Regions from separate parts of the Mus musculus genome. Here region 1 is linked to region 2. The links are chromatin loops, found by intact Hi-C in ENCODE. Cell type or tissue: heart. All regions are shown on one strand.

Region 1 (8,000 bases), 65 kb before region 2:
AACCCACAGCCCTCTTGCCTCTGTCTCCTGTGTGCTGGGATCACCAGTGTGTGCTACCACACCCCATTTCTTTTAAAGTTTCAAATCTCTCGTAAGTCATTCAAGACACAGTTTTCTCCCACTTATTTTGAATACAATCTTCCTTTGGAAATGGGTGTCAATTGCAGATAGCATGTTGGCTAGGGGTGGGAGCCCCATGTCCATTCCCCCGTCTCAGCAGTGGGACCCCATCTGCCTTGAACCTGTACAGGTCCTGTGCATGCTTCCGGGGTCTCTGTGGAGTCCTATGTGGATCAGAGTGTTATGTCTGCAGGACACTTTTCCTGTTCCTCCACTCTGGCTCTTACAGTCTTTCTGCCTCTTCTGTGTAGCTCCCTGAGCCCCGAAGGCAGGGTTGGATGGAAACATCCCATTTAGGACTGAGGGCTCCAATATCTGCCACTCTGCACACTGTCCAGCTGTGGGTCTGTTAGTTCCTGTCTTCTGCAGGGAGAAGCTTTTTTGATGATGGCTGAGCAAGACGCTGATCTATGAGTATAACTGAGTGACATTGGGTTGACCTGACTTATAAATGGAATTTAGGGAAAGGATTCTTAATGTAGGTAGAGCATCCCTAATCTAAAAATCTCTTCACTATCCAGCACCCCAAACAACAACGCATAAAAACGAAGTGAAATAATAAAATGTATTGCCTGTACATTGTTTATACTCAAACTTAGAGTTAGATGGTGTTTGCCTTTATTCCTAGAACTTGGAGGCAGAGGTAGATGGATCTCTGTGAGCTTGAGGCTAGCCTAGTCTATATAGTGTGTTCTAGGCTATCCAGAATTACATAGTGAGTGAGACCGTGTCTCAAAAATAAATAAATAAAACCAAAATAACTTGAGTTTAAAATGTTGGCTTTCTTGGATGGGATAAGTAGAAACGGACACAGCTGGATTTAATGTCCTCATTCACCTAACACAGATAAAAATGGGGGAATTGTGTAGGTCTCTCCTGCGTCCTCCTGTGCAACTTTCTCCCCACCCCCGCTGTGGCAGTCATATTAACCCTTTGGACTGAGCCTGCGCAACTGTTCCTGGTGCAAAGGCTTCCTCCCTTTCTTCTGCACAGGGCAGGCGCCTTCATGTTTTCCTTCCCTTCACTTGACTTTGAATGGGTGTTGGTTCGCATCCAGAACTCCAACCTTTAAAACATATTTTTAGGTTAAAACAAACCTCCCCATTCTAAATCCCTGCGTGTCTAAGGGGATACCCCTTCACACAACAACATGCACAAAAGCTCCATTCAAATCCCCAAGTAATTTATTTTCCCCCCCGGCGATAATCTTCCTGCTTTCCCCAATATATTAAATTTGTTTTCTCAAAGCTATCTCAACTGTGGTCTGAAAGACTGGGCAGTTTCTTTCCCCTCCTAACCCGCAGCCTCTCCGTGGGGTTGTGTCTCAGCTCCTCTGCTCCCCCACACCTTGGTCCTCTTGTTTCACCCTGGTGCTGATGAGGGGCAAGGTGTGAACGAAACACCTTAGAAGAGAAAGAAGCAAAGATGCTGTGGTGGCAGCTTATGCACTGCTGATTATCGGTTGTCAGAATGGTCACAGTTATCAGAAAACGTCCTGGGTCAGGCACAGTAATGAGAGCGGGCATCTATCTGATACAATACAGCGGCTTACAGTGCTACATACTTGAATAGACACTCATTTAACTGCCTCACAAACCTGTGATCAAGCTATTGCCATGACTCCTACTTTACTTAAGAGGAAGCTAATGAAGTTTTTAGTGAAGAATTTAGTAAGTGATGCAGTTGGAACTTAGACCTGGTGGAGTTAGATCTAGAACGCTTGTAGCAGTGCAAGAGGAAGCTGTGAACTCTGGAGTCAGGGGATCTGCTTCTGAACACTGCTTTCCCCATATTACCTGTGACATCACATGTCAGCTGTGACATTGCATATCTGCTGTGACATCACATGTCAGCTGCAATATCACATATTAGCTATGATATCACATATCAGCTGTGATATCACATATCAGCTGTGACATCATATATCATCTGCAACATCACATATCACATTTCTACTGTGACATCACAGTTCTTCTGTGACATCACATATCTGCTGTGACATCATATATCATCTGCAACATCACATATCTGCTGTGATATCACATATCAGCTGTGATATCACATGTCAGCTGTAACATCAGATATTAGCTGTGACATCACATATCAGCTGTGATGTCACATTTCTACTGTGACATCACATATCTGCTGTGGCATCACACATCAGCTGTGATATCACATATCATCTGTGACATCACATGTCAGCTATGACATCACATATTAGCTGTGACATGCAGCAATCCCTTAACTTCTGACATCAGTCTCCTCCAGTTAGAAAGAGAACCAGCCCCAGGATGTTCTGAACCAATGGTTCCTCATTACGCAGAGTTGGGCATACCAAGTATTCAGTTTTTATGTGAATTATGCTGTCTCTTCTGAGATCTATTAACTCTCCTCACTTACTCTATGTCAACGTTTCCAAGTGTCTCGAAGACATTTTAGAGGCTTGCCTCTACTTTAGCAATCGCTTTCTATTATTCCAGATTACTGTGGAAAACAAAAGAATATGACAGCGTTGTGGTGTGGGGTGGAATAATCCACTGATGTAGCTGATACAGTTGACAAAAATTAAGATGAGACACTGACTGATGTGAAGAGAAAGTTTAAATAAGACTAGCAGACCAAAGACATATCATGGCGGGTTAAGAAGAAAGCCCAAAGAAGGAAGGGAGGGAGGGAAGGAAGGAAGGAAGGAAGGAAGGAAGGAAGGAAGGAAGGAAGGAGCGAGCAAGAAATGACAACATAAAGTGTACATCAGAGGACGAGGTGTCTTTCCAGGAAAGACACAGAGCATTGACACCAGGATGCCTCAGCCAGAGGACTCTGGGCGGGGCCTCAGGCAGAGGGTGCTGGGACGGGGATTCCTGGGGTGTCTTTAGGCCTCTTCCCTCTGGCCCTCATTTTATTAGTCAGCTCTGCTTTCGTAGTTTTCTACCTCACAGACAATATAGGCCATCCTAGCCCTAACTTTCCTCGTGTCTTCCTTACTGTGTCTGACTGCAGCTGCCACAGGATCTGGATTCAGTACTTTGGTTTACAGGTGAGCGTTTCATAAAGTGATTCCTTCTTTAAAATTGAGAACTAGCACTTCTCTCCAACCAGGCACTGACCTATGCCCTTTGTAGGTTTTGCTTACATTCAGAGGTCATAAGAGAGGATCCGATCTCCTGGGGCTGGAGTTACAGACAGATGTGAGCCGTCAAGGGGGGCTCAGAATTGAACTCTAGTCCTCTCTGCAAGAACAACCAATGATCTCTTGCAGCTGCTTGCTACTGGTTCCTCTCTGCCCTTCTCAAGGGTCCTGAGGCAGGAAACAGTCTGACTGCTCACCAGCTTACTTTCCTGAGTGCCATGTTTGGTCCATGGAGCATGGTCTTAGTTTGAACATCCTCGGCCTAGGGAGTGGCACTATTAGAAGGTGTGGCCTTGCTGGAGTAGGTGTGTCTCTGTGGGCTTTAATACACTTGTCCTAGCTTCCTGGATGCCAAGATGAAGATGTAGAACTCTCAGCTCCTCCTGCACCATGCCTGCCTGGATGCTGCCATGATCCTGCCTTGATGATAATGGACTGAACCTCTAAGCCAGCCCCAATTAAATGTCCTTATAAGAGTTGCCTTGGTCATGGTGTCTGTTCACTTCAGTAAAACACAAACTAAGACAAGCACACAGCACTCTAGAAAACCCAGAAAAACAGACAGATCCCTGAATGCTTTGCTGTTACCCCAAGTGTCTCAGGAATGACTCTGAGATCTGTTGTCTGCTGCCCCTCTACTTTGTTGAAAATATTTTAAAGCTTTCCACGGGAGCTGAAAATATGAGCTCTCTCCTTAGGCTTGAGATAAAGAAGACTCAGCCTTTGCCCGTATCCCTTGTGGTGAGAAGAGAAGAGGGGACCTGCAGCGCATTGGTGGCTCTCTATTGACTGCCCCACGTACACTCTGACTTTTCCCACTCTTGATCTGTATTTGGCAGCCGTGAGTGGTGGCTGAGTTCTATCCTTTGAGAATTTTGTTTCTGATAGCTGTGGTATCAGTGCCTCACAGAAATGGAAGCCGAATCCTCTTCCTACACCTCAGTCACTGAAGCAATGGAGAAACATGCAAGGCAGGGAGTGTTTCAGCTCTCCATGGCTTCTTACACCCCAAATGTGGTGGCTTCAAAACATGGGGAGACCATTCCTTGTGGTTCTATGGTTTGGCCGATGGCTTCCCGTATAGCCGCCATCCTTCACAAGGCGTAAAGCTGGGTGCTTTTGACTTTTAGGGACAGGGTTGAACACCTGTCTTTCTCACAGCGTCTCATTGTTTAGTGATCCATGCTGGCTTCCCTGTCACCTGCTCAACCCTTTCCTATAGCTTTGTGTTTATGGGGAAAGCAAGTGACAAGATGAGATACTTGGCAGTGATCAGGGTGGAGGGCAGGATTTAGGAAGACGTGATGGGGTGGGGGAGGGGAGGGGGAGGGGGACAGGAAGGGACTGAGGAGAAGGGGAGAAGGGGAGGGGGAGAAGGAGGTGGACAGAAAGGGAGGAAGGAGAAGGGGGAGAGAGAGGGCAGGGGAGGAGGGGGGAGGAAGAGGAAGAGAAGAAGGAGAAAATGTCTTATATTAAAATTTTTACTTCATTGTGTTTTTTTTCTGACCACGTTCCTAAGTTCCTCTGTAATCCCTTGGGTCTCTTTAAAATCTTAGCGTGTATGAATCCAGCCAGCCCTTCCCCCATCGTCTCCCCCTCCCCCAACGTAGCAAAATGCGAAGGTTGATCACCACCTGCTGGCTGGTGCGCTGATCTATCTCACCGGGACCTCCTTGAAGGGCAGTACAAAGAGACTGCCAGTAGGCGGCGCTGTGCCCACACCTCTGGCACCAGTGCAATGCTACCAACTTCACGAATTGCTAGATAACTAAAACAAGAAAGGCTCTTCAAAACTATGCCATTCGCTGATTTCTTCTTCCCCATGATGTACCTGTGGTCTGGAGAGGTGACTGTTGGAAACTGGGCTAAAATCCTCTTGACTTCCAGGTTGGCGTTTCCACTCTCCAATTCTCCCCCAGACAGCCCTACAGCCATCTCGGCTGTGACTTCAAATATCTTAGCAGTGTCAAAAACAAACAAACGAACGAACAAACAAACATCTTTTATATGTGTAAAAAAATCAGCAATGAACAGAATAGCTTTTTGGTGACATTTGTTTGTACCCTTTTGCATTTGTCCTTGCGGTAGTTAGCAAATATCTAGCAGAGATGGAATTAAATTTTCTTTAAAAATGTAGTTTAGTTAACAATTGCAAAGCCACGGGGGAAGATTCCAGTTTCTGCAAATAATTAAAATACTCAGGGATATGAGGCAGTTTGCAGTGTTAATCTTCAATTCTGTTATTGCTAGCTTAGGGATCATGGGGAAACTTCACATCTGTAAAATGGAGCAATGGTGTTGGTGGGTCATGTCATAGTCCAAGCGGTCAACACGTGCAAATGGTAGTGAGAGTAGTAATCATAATTTAGAATCTAGAACTCAGAACTGAAATCTAGTTGTTTCTATTACAACAGAGGAATTCCCCTCCTTGCTGTGGGTATGTAACTGTGGCATAGGTCTTTTGCATCCGTGTATAGCCACTCCAGACACTACCGTGGCTAGGAACTGTGAAAGTGGTGGGTGAGTGGCTTAGCTATGTGGCTGGTGAGTAAACAGGAGATGAGAAAGGAAGGAGGATGCCAGAATGACTTCTTCCCAACTGGGGACCCTTCTCATAGAAGGGTGTGGTGGGGGATCTGGGAAATAATAATAACAGCGCCAACAAGATGGCTCAGTGGGTAAAGATGCTTGCCACCAAGCCTGGGGGTCTGTCTGCGTGCAATCCCGGACATCTACATCGTGGAAAGAGAGAACTGATTCCAGTAAGGTGTCCTCTGGTTCCACACATGAGCACACGGACACACACACACACACACACACACACACACACACACACACACACACACCCTACACTGAAAAATGTAAAGAAATAGTAACTGTTTGCTTTCTGTGAAAACTTTTTTTTTAAGGTGTGGATCTTTGGTTTGTTTTTGAGATATGTTGCACAGTCTAGCTTCAAACTTGCCATGTAGCCCAGGATGGTCTTTAATTCATGATATTTCTGCTCCCTAGGGCTGGGATTCCAGGACTCGGACTCCCCACCTAGCTTTTTGGGTCATCTCTTACGGTGTCATCCACGTGACACTGGCTTCTTCTCTTCCTCTTCCTCCTCCTCTTCCTCTTCTCCTCCTCCTCTTCCTCCTCCTCCTCTTCCTCCTCCTCTTTCTTCTCTTCCTCCTCCTCCTTCTTTTTAAAAAGGATTTATTTATTTTATTTATATGAGTACACTGTAGCTGTCTTCAGGCACACCAGAAGAGGGCATCGGATCCCATTACAGATGGTTGTGAGCCACCATGTGGTTGCTGGGAACTCATGACCTCTGACAGAGCAGTTAATGCTCTTAACCACTGAGTCATCTCTCCACCACTCCCCCAGTGGTTCTTGTCTGATCTCTCCTGTGCTATGGTTTTCTCATTTGGACAGATGCCTGCAAAAGTCTAGATCCTGCATATTCTTTTCAGTTAATTAAGCTGACCTTGTGTCTGTTTGGTAACATGATTCAAATATTGTTTTGTTTACATTTTAAATATTGAACTTAACTGGGATTTTTTTGTGGATTCCTACCCTGTGGCACGGTTATCCCGGACTTCAGTGTTGTCTCTTTCCTGCAGCTGTAAGATGCTTGGAGGTGAGAGTGTTGAAATGTTCCTTTAACTAAAAGCCAAGTATAGATCAGAAATGGGCCGAAAGGCAGGCACAAGCATGGCACTTCTTTTTCTTTTGTGCACAGCAGAGCACAGCAGAGCACAACATTGAATAATCGGTAGGTATATTTGACAAATTGGGAATCCAGTTCATTAGAGAGCTTGGAGTCTAAAAATCAGGCAGCTTACAGGAAAATTTATGAGAGTATTAGACTGTGCAGCTACCAGAAAACAGGGCGCCAGGAACCGAGGCTGTATTGATGATCTTCCGCCCGAATCGGAGCTGTGTCCACTGAGCAAAACCTTCTCTTGTCAATGTGACTTAGGGGAGGAATGTTAGTGACACATAGATCTAGAAGACCAAGGGGACAGACTCAAACCCACAGGGCAGGATCAGCTCTGCAATATCTGTGGTTGAAGAACTAGGGGCCTTGTTCATAAAGCATCAATGTAAACAAAACCCTTGGGGAAAGACTTAGTCCCCATAAGGATCACCAGGACAAGCACCACCAAGTTATGAAATGCAAGTTATGCTGGTAAAATCATCTTTAAAAAAATCAATGTCTGGTAAGGCTTTTGAGAAGTTTATGTTCCCAAACTGGCATAAATTAGTACAAATATTTCTGGAAAACAGCACAGTGAAGTGTTACGAGCCTCAAAACACCACAGCCTCTAGTCTGGTGACACACTAGAGACCATTTCTTGGAGAAATAAGTCAACACAAAGATACAGGGGCTGGAGAGATGGCTCAGTTGTTAAGGGCATTGGTTGCTCTTCCAGAGGACCCAGGTTCAGTTCCCAGCACCCACATCATAGCTCACAATTGATTTTGACTTTAGGGGACCTGATGTCCTCTTCTGACCTGCACAGACATTTTCACACAAGTATTGTACACGTACACACTCATACACATGTATACACAAAATAAATAAATTTTAGAAAAACAGAATAGATTACCTAAAAATTATTAAACAGAAATGATATGTTTAATCAATATAATATTATTAGGACTAATATACTTGGGCTGGAGAGATGGCTCAGCGGTTAAGAGCACTGACTGGTTTTCCAAAGGTCCTGAGTTCAAATCCCAGAAAGCACATGGTGGC
Region 2 (8,000 bases):
AGGCAACACTGAAACAAGTCTCACTGTGTAGCCCTGGCTGTTCTGGAACTTACCATGTAGACCAGACTGGCCTTGAACTCACAGAGATCTGCCCATCTCTGCCTCCTGAGGGCATGTACCATCTCCTCCAAGGCAGCACTGAATTCTTAAAAACTTGGAAAAGTGAAATACATGACATTTGTAGGAGCTGTGAGTTAGACCTACACTGTCCAGTGTGGTAGCCAATGGCTATGGTTAGCTACCGAGCATCTGGGATGTGGACAGCCTGAAGAGAAACGTCCTGTGGGAGAAAAATACATACCACATTTCTAAGACAGAGCATAGAAGAAATAAGGAGAAGTCCCTCACTACTACTACTACTAATAATGATAATTCTGTCTGTCTGTCTCTGTCTCTCCTCTCCACCAGTGTGTGTGTGTCTGTGTGTGTGTGTGTGTGTGTGTGTGTGTGTGATACGTGTGTGGAGATAGCACTGAATTCAGTATTGAATTCAACCGTCAAGGTCAGCTGACCTCCTCTAGCTCTCTATGCCTCGTTTTGTGAGGCGAGGCCTCTCACTCTGCTTGCAGCTCAGCAACTCAGTCAGACCATCTGGTCAGTGAGCTGCTGGGAGCCTCCTGCCTCTGCCCCCTCAGCACAGGGGTTTTAGGCCTGTGACACCACATGGTTTTACAGTGGCCTCTGGAGATCCAGACTCCAGCCGTCATGCTCACACAAGCACTGTAGCCTCGGAGCCACACCCCCGATGACTTTTACACTCATATTTGGGGTACATTACATCGAGTACAACACATTACTAAAATTAATATTACTTCCTTGCTTTCAAGGATTAATGTGGCTACCAGTACACTGATAAGTGGTTTGCGTTATATTACATTACACTTCTATTGATCATCCTAAAGTAGGACCGTGACACAGTTTCTTCGAGGGTCAAACCTGCACCATCAGTGTGCCCTCTGTATCCTCTCACTTCCTGTTCCTGCCCCACCCACCCACCCACCTTTGTCACAGTTATTCCCTTGTCTCTTAGAGCCCAGGTCAGTCCTTGAACGCTTCAGGACTTTCTTAGGAATGATCAATAGAGGTTACGATGTGAATGTAATGTGCATTAAGACTGGCCTATCAGAACCTACTGTTGAATATAAACTCCAAATTGCACTTTTTTATAATTTGTTATTTTAGAATGTATATAAATTTAGGCTTTCAGCATGGTGACTGATTTAGCATGTTCCTTTCAGAGTGTCCCCCCTGCCCCAACACACACCCAGGGTAGGAAGAGATGGGATACCATTACACAAGAGCCAGGGCATCAGTGGGAACTGGTCAACTCTGTGCCTCCCTGGCCTGTCCTATTCTCCTCTTCTGTCCCCTCCTCTACTCTCCCCTTCCCTCCTCCTTGCTCCCCTCCCCCATCCCTTCCTCTCCCCTCCCCTATCCTATCTTACTCAATGACATGAAAACAATGGAATGGTGTCTATAGTTTTAGACTGGAGTAGTCAGCACTATATGTTGGCATTTAGTCTAGGCTCTGCCCCATGGTTACCTGGCAACAGTCAGATGTGCCTGACTCACTATAAAAGGGGCTGCTTGCCCCCTCCTCTCTTTTTTGCTCTCTTGCTCTGACCTCTCGCTCTTGGTCCTCTCTCTCCCCATTTGCCTGCCCCCCCCCATCACGTGCTCACGGCTGACCTCTACTCCTCTACTCTTTCTCCTCCCCCCCACCCTCTCAGCTCCCCTCCCTATGCCCTGAATAAGCTCTATTTGGGCTGCCTTAGCGTGGACTTCGGAGGCACCCCTCCCTACACACCACTGCACATTCATCAACATTCCTTCTCTCCTTATCTTTTTATAAAACACAACAGTATATGAACATGGCAGGAAGGAAGTTAATGAGATGACTGTAGGACTCTGGCTTCTCTCTCTGTCGAAGTTCAGTTTGCTCATGTCTTCTAGTTCACCCCAGTTTTCCCTTTGGTCCATCTCTAAGGTACACACTGCCTGGACTCCAACGCACCGGAGGCGTACACACCTTTACCCAGTCACAGGTGCTGGTCACAGGCAGGTTCTTCTGTCCTCCACCAGCTGCTTCCTGTCATTCCCAGGTCAGAGAGAAATAAATGCAGGCTAAGAGGGAAGAGAGAGGCCTGTGGGTCAAACAGGCGACCCGATTTCTTTTTGCGGTTCTATTGTTGGCTCACAGTTTGGTCTTTGAATCCCTTTCTCGATGGTCTCAGCTTTACAGTTACAGACACAGCGAGAGCAAAGCTATCACTTGAAGTATTTTTGGCTCACTTCTGTGCTTTGGAATGGGGCCCAAACCCTTCCCTCATTCCATTGTTCCAGTCAAAAGCCACTGTAAGGAAGCCATCTGGTGAGAGGACTTAAAACCAAAGCTGTTGTTCCGACCTGTCAGCGTCATGCCTTTGGTTTTGTTTCGTTTTACTTTTGTGTTAGGTTTAATTGGGGGAGAACTGTGTTCCTAGCCCTTCAGAATGCTCCTCTCAGGTCTCCTTAAAAAACAAACAAACAAACAAACAAACAAACAAAAAAACTGAGTGCATTAAAGAACTGCTATAATCTTTTTAAAAGAATGAGCGCTCCCTGTAAATGAATCCCTACACTTGAAGAGGAAGGGGTGTGTCTTAGGTCTGAGGAGACGCCATCTTGGCTCCATAACTGTTTTCCCAGTGAGATGAACTGGGGGGCATATAGTCTAAGCCTTCATGTTTGCTGCCGTGAGCAGGAAGCACAGTGTCCTCTTCCTTCAGCAACACCTCGCTGACCTCTTCAATATATCCCAAACTCAAGCTTGCATTCTGCTGAATGAGAACTTCCTCCTGTTCTGGTGAAAAACTATCCAAGACCATGTTTAGGAGTTGGATGTGGGGGGCAGAGACTGTGTGGGGACAACATGGGGACAAGAGAACCAGAGTGGGCAGTGAGAATAGGTTGGATGGCTGGAACTTTCTGGAAGGGCATCCTGGGGATGACATTTCACCCAGGCTGTTTTCCCTCTGTAAAAAAGACATCTTGGGAGTGGGCCAAGGGCCATCAAGCCCACCACAAGCACTCAGAGACATTCGCAGACCCCCATAACACCCGTCGAGGTGTCTTCTTCTCCCACGTTGGGTAGCTGCTGGTCCTCAGGCATCCAGATGTCATTGAGAAGGGCAAGAAGCTGATGTTGCTGATCTGCTTGCTCTGCTTGCTGACTGTGGTCCAGTTCCAGAGAAAGTGAGTGAATGGATAGCAAAGGGACCAGAAGAGGGGACAAAGCAGAGGGCTGTAGTCGTACCTCCAGCACAGTCCCCCCACCCCCTCCAGCTGAGCTCATTCTGAGATTGGCTGTCCATTAATCAAATCCTGTCTGTGTTCGTTTTGAATTTGAAGTTTCATATGTGCTGGGTTTCCATTAATCCTGGCCTCATTCCCTCTGATTGGCCTTGCCTGGCTGATTTCATGAAATTTGTCAGTTTTCCGTCTCTTCTGCCTGAGCTACCCTGAGAAGGCAGAGGGAGGGGTCCAGCCTTTACATAGTGACACGCTTGATGCCAACACAGCTGAGTCTCTCTCAGTGCTCTTGTTGCCCCATGGAAATGTGGCACTGGTAGGTTACTGTGTAAAGAAAACGGGACCACATATCAGGGTGCCTCAAAGCACCCATGTTGGGGGCTGGAGAGATGACTTAGAGGTTAAGAGCACTGACTGCTCTTCAAGATGTCCTGAGTTCAATCCCCATCAACCACATGTAATGGGATCTGACGCCCTCTTCTGGTGTGTCTGAAGACAGCGACTGTGTACTCAAATCTTTTCTTTCTTTCTTTCTTTCTTTCTTTCTTTCTTTCTTTCTTTCTTTCTTTCTTTCTTTCTTTCTCTCTCTCTCTCTCTCTCTCTTTCTTTCTTTCTTTCCTTTTTTAAGCACCCATGTGTTAGCCAAGTATGTTTAGTTGACTGCCATTTGCAGGGCAAAAATAGTTTGAATAAGCACTCGAAGAAAGGCTGCCTATAATGGGGTCAGCAAAAGGAAAGCGTCCTTCACCTTCTAGCCAGGCACCTTCATGCTTCCGTATGTCGAGTTCATGTTAGTCAGGGTCTACAACGGTGGACACTCCAAGAGCATTTATAAGCAGGCTCGTTGCTCCTAAAGCAATAGATTTGTATGTGACAAGGACAACCTTGGAGCCATATCTTGCTCAGGGCTTTCTTTGCAATAACATGGGGACTCCGTGGTTATTCAAGACCATCTCAGACAGGCTGGAGTCAGCTGGGTACCTTTCAGTTCAGGATCTGTTCAGGCTGAAACTGTGAACAGATGCTGTGCCTTTGGTCAATCCCAAAATCCTTGCATGAAAGGAAGTGCGCTGCAGACTGTCCTCCTGAGCAGAGGAGTGGAAAATTACTCAGAGGAAACTGCCCTGATCCGGCCATGCTCCCACTGGCCAGTGAACAGATTACTAGTGTCTCCATTTCATCATAAAATAGGGTAGCAGCGATACGCCACAAAGCTTTGGGAAGATAGCTTGCAAGTAGAAGTATGGCTGGCATATAGTCAGAGCCTGTAAGTCACGTGACATAAGTCACAATGTCACCCAAAGGTAGCTGCTGGGCGTGATGCAGAACTGTGTTTTCCTCTCTGCTTCCGTTGTCTCTGCTCTTTCGGGCAAACATGCCGAGTGCCACAAGCCTAAAGTCTTAGAGCAGAAAATAACACAGTGTTTTCTCTCTTAGCAGTGATGTGATTTTCTAATTTTGAGTTTTTACCCAACAAGTAAATATTAAAGGTCATGGTGCTGGAGATACAGCTTCGTGGGACATATGTGCCCATCATGCAGGAGGCCACAGGTTCAATCCTGAGGTTGCAAAACTGCCAAGAAGGAAAATGGGGAGGGGAGAAAGAGAGAGAGAGAGAGAGAGAGAGAGAGAGAGAGAGAGAGAGAGAGAGAGAGAGATCTTTAGAGAAAAGCACAAGGAAGCGGACTCACCCACAGCCCTCACACACAAACACTGCCGCTATTAATATCACACTGTCTCTATGTTTAGGCATAGATTTGATGTATTTAGTGTGATGGCAGTCACACTGCACTGTGATTTTATGTCTCGATTTTAACTTCAGATTACATTATACACACCATTGTCAAAGCCTTCGGGCCAATCCTTCAGTCAAGTGTGTCATAGTTGATTTAACCAACGCTGTGGTTAGATATGTATGTCACTTCCAGTTCTGTGATATAAATGATGTCACTATACAATTTGTCATGCTTTGGGACAATCAACCCTCAGATTGATGTCAAGAGTCTGGATGAGAAGGCAAAGACGCTTCTGTTTTATTAACAAGATGGAGACGATATAATAGCAGTCTGAATTTCTTAGCCCTCTCCAATCTTGTCCCTTAAAAATGTTGGAATACAATTCATTATGTGTGTTCTGGCAGGACACATGTCCCAAGGCTGTTTCTAAATGTAAACCGGAGAACAAAGACTATTTTGACAAGTTCCTTGAATCATCAACTGGGAACATCTCTTTCATCACTGGGCCCGTGACGACCAAAGGGGCTCAGCTATCAGGAACCACCACTCAGATCATCTCTCCACGGGGCTCCTTGAGCTTCTGCTGGAACCAGTGCTGTGAGGATGGCCCTAAAGATTAGCCTCTGTCTCCCCAGGTGTAGAGAAGGGCAGGGAACCTACAGACAGTGAGAAAGATGCTGCAATACAGGGCAAGCTCCGAGAAAGCACAGAGGACCAGCTCCTAACTCTCACTGCAAGGGAGAGGAATGGTGGGGGTGACTGAAGGTCTCACAGAAGGAGCTGGAAGTGGTCAGGATAAGGACACGTAAGCCAGAAAGGTTTTTAAGCTGTCAAAAGCACCATCATGGACTATTTAAACATGCACACACAGTGTAGCCTATGAGAAAAGTAATACGTAGATATGAATAGCAAACCGGAGCTTGAAGTCCCTCCGGCTCTGATTATTCGCTCGGTGTTCTTTCCGTCATACCTGACTGTTTGAAAGACACAAGAACACTGTGGGCAAGCACTCTTGTCCTCTGGTAATTATCCAGCTGAGAGATCACAGGGACCCATGATCCCAAGTAAGCCTTAGAGTCACTGAACTAAAATGGACATCCAAGACCCCCATGCTGAAGTTTGAATTCTGTCATGTTCGTGGAACTGGTCTTTCTAGTCATGCCAGGCAGCCAGGCTATATCAACCAGACAGGTTCCTTACCGGAATCAGGAATCGAAGTCATTGCGTGTTGTGGGTGAGCTACAGGGGAGGACCTGGGCTTGTCACATCAGCTCTCAGTTCTCCTTATCCAGGGCTGAGTGCCAGGCTTCCTAGCTGGCACAGGAATGAGCCTTGGGAGCACGGTCCAGGGCCTTTCCGAGGACGTCCCTTACAGAGCTGCTTCCCTGCTTCTGTCCTGCTCTCTGGGGCAATAGTTTCTGTCCCATCCCACAATAGAACATTCTGTCTCTGCCCCCTTTTCACTGCCCCCAGGGTGTGGGGTTCACGAAAACATGTCGATCCATCTACCTGTTGGAGATGTTCCTGGGTGTGACTGAGACAGAGGGCCTGAAGAACCCGCTTCTGTCTATTAACACAGTTTGCAGATCAGTGACAGCCAAACCTCTGCTTAACCATTCTAAGCAACAGCCCACCAAAGCCACGCATGGCTGAGAGTCAGGCTTGAGGGTCGTTCCTTCATCCTGCCTAATGGAGGAAGACAGGATCCTTAAGAGTATCAGGAAAGCATCAGAGCTCAGGCTGTACGGTCATATCCTCTCTAAAAGGCCAGGTACCAAGGCTCTAAAACAAGTAGTCAACCATGACTGGCATCCAGGGGGGAGTGGGGGAAGAGTGACACAGAGAGACTACTTGGACCTCAGAAGGCACACCTTGTGTCTGAGCAGATTGCAGGGCCACAAGGACTTTCTGGGGTTTCTGTGACATGCCTGGGTTCCTAAGAGCTTAGAATTCCCTGCTCAGATGTCTGAGGCCCAGTCTAGAGCTTGCAATGGTGTCTGTCAGGCGTGAAGGGTGGTCCGGTGGTAGCGTGCTTACTCAAGGTTGGATAGACACGCAGAGGACAGAGCTAGATGTGACAAAGGCCTGACTATGAACTCCACCTATCCTCTTGGCCCAAGTGCTACGGGTATTGGGGTTACCCTAGAAGTGAGTCATGCATAAGGCTGAGATAGGTCTTCCTGTTAGAGAGTGTGTTTAGTTTAAGCAAGAAGGGAGTTTATTTCTCCTACAATTAAAAGCACTCTGGAAGCAAATTACTGTAGTCCTGGAGCTCTGGACTTGATATAGAACAAGGATGGGCAGGGGCAGGGGCGGGGGCGGGGCGGGGGCGGGGGCGGGGGCGAGATTGATTGATTCCAGAAACAGGTTTCCAAGGAGGCAAGAAAGGACACAGCACCAGCTCTGTAAAACCTGGGTCCTCTTCCTTCAGCTCAACAGTATTTGCCATGTGGCATCTGTGGTTCCACGTGACATCTGCTCTCTGTGATTTAACGTTCCACGCTGTCCACTGAGCTCCAACCAGGAGTTGTTTGGTAGAGGTAAAGAGGCACACTTCTGAGTTTTCTCAGAACACACACACCCTATCCACTCTACTCTTGTTGTCCATATCTGCCCTCAAGGGAAAAGGAAACTATATGCTCTTGGTGAATACATTGTGCCTTTGAGTAAGGTCCTGATTGGTTTTCTATGTAAAGATTATTAAAAAGAAAAAAAAGAGAGAGAACAGTTTAGAGGATGAGACTATTGCTCAGTGGGTGAGAGTGTTTACAACCATGAGGACCTGAGTTCAAATCTCCAGCACCCAGGTGTGGCTGCACAGGTCTGCGATGCAGCATTGGGGGAGGGGGAGCAGAGACAGATGGCTCCTAGGAGCTTGCTGGCTATTTTGCCAAAGTGTCGAGCTTCCAATTGAATGTGAGACTTTGTCTCAGGTGTCAAGACAGAGAACACTAGAGGTAATACAAGGCCACA

The links. Hi-C counts contacts between places; a loop is a spot of excess contacts. Peaks named below come from ENCODE experiments on the same cell type or tissue, not always from the same donor. Only the 100,000 strongest peaks of a DNase experiment are listed, where the experiment ranks them.
Region 1: it touches region 2 in a loop (2.4-fold over the local background); 5 of 42 quality-filtered maps call a loop at or near these places.

Annotation. Positions count from the first base shown.
Region 1 is chr5:100,319,189-100,327,188 of GRCm38, reverse strand. No RefSeq gene overlaps it. Among named protein-coding and RNA genes, the nearest start is that of Gm45913, 21 kb to the right of the region's middle. In heart, a CTCF peak has its summit at 4,960 (motif pointing right); no DNase peak of the experiment used is centred here; H3K27ac peaks cover 461 bases.
Region 2 is chr5:100,253,820-100,261,819 of GRCm38, reverse strand. It overlaps the pseudogene Gm8091. Among named protein-coding and RNA genes, the nearest start is that of Gm42129, 22 kb to the left of the region's middle. In heart, no CTCF peak of the experiment used is centred here; no DNase peak of the experiment used is centred here; H3K27ac peaks cover 2,412 bases.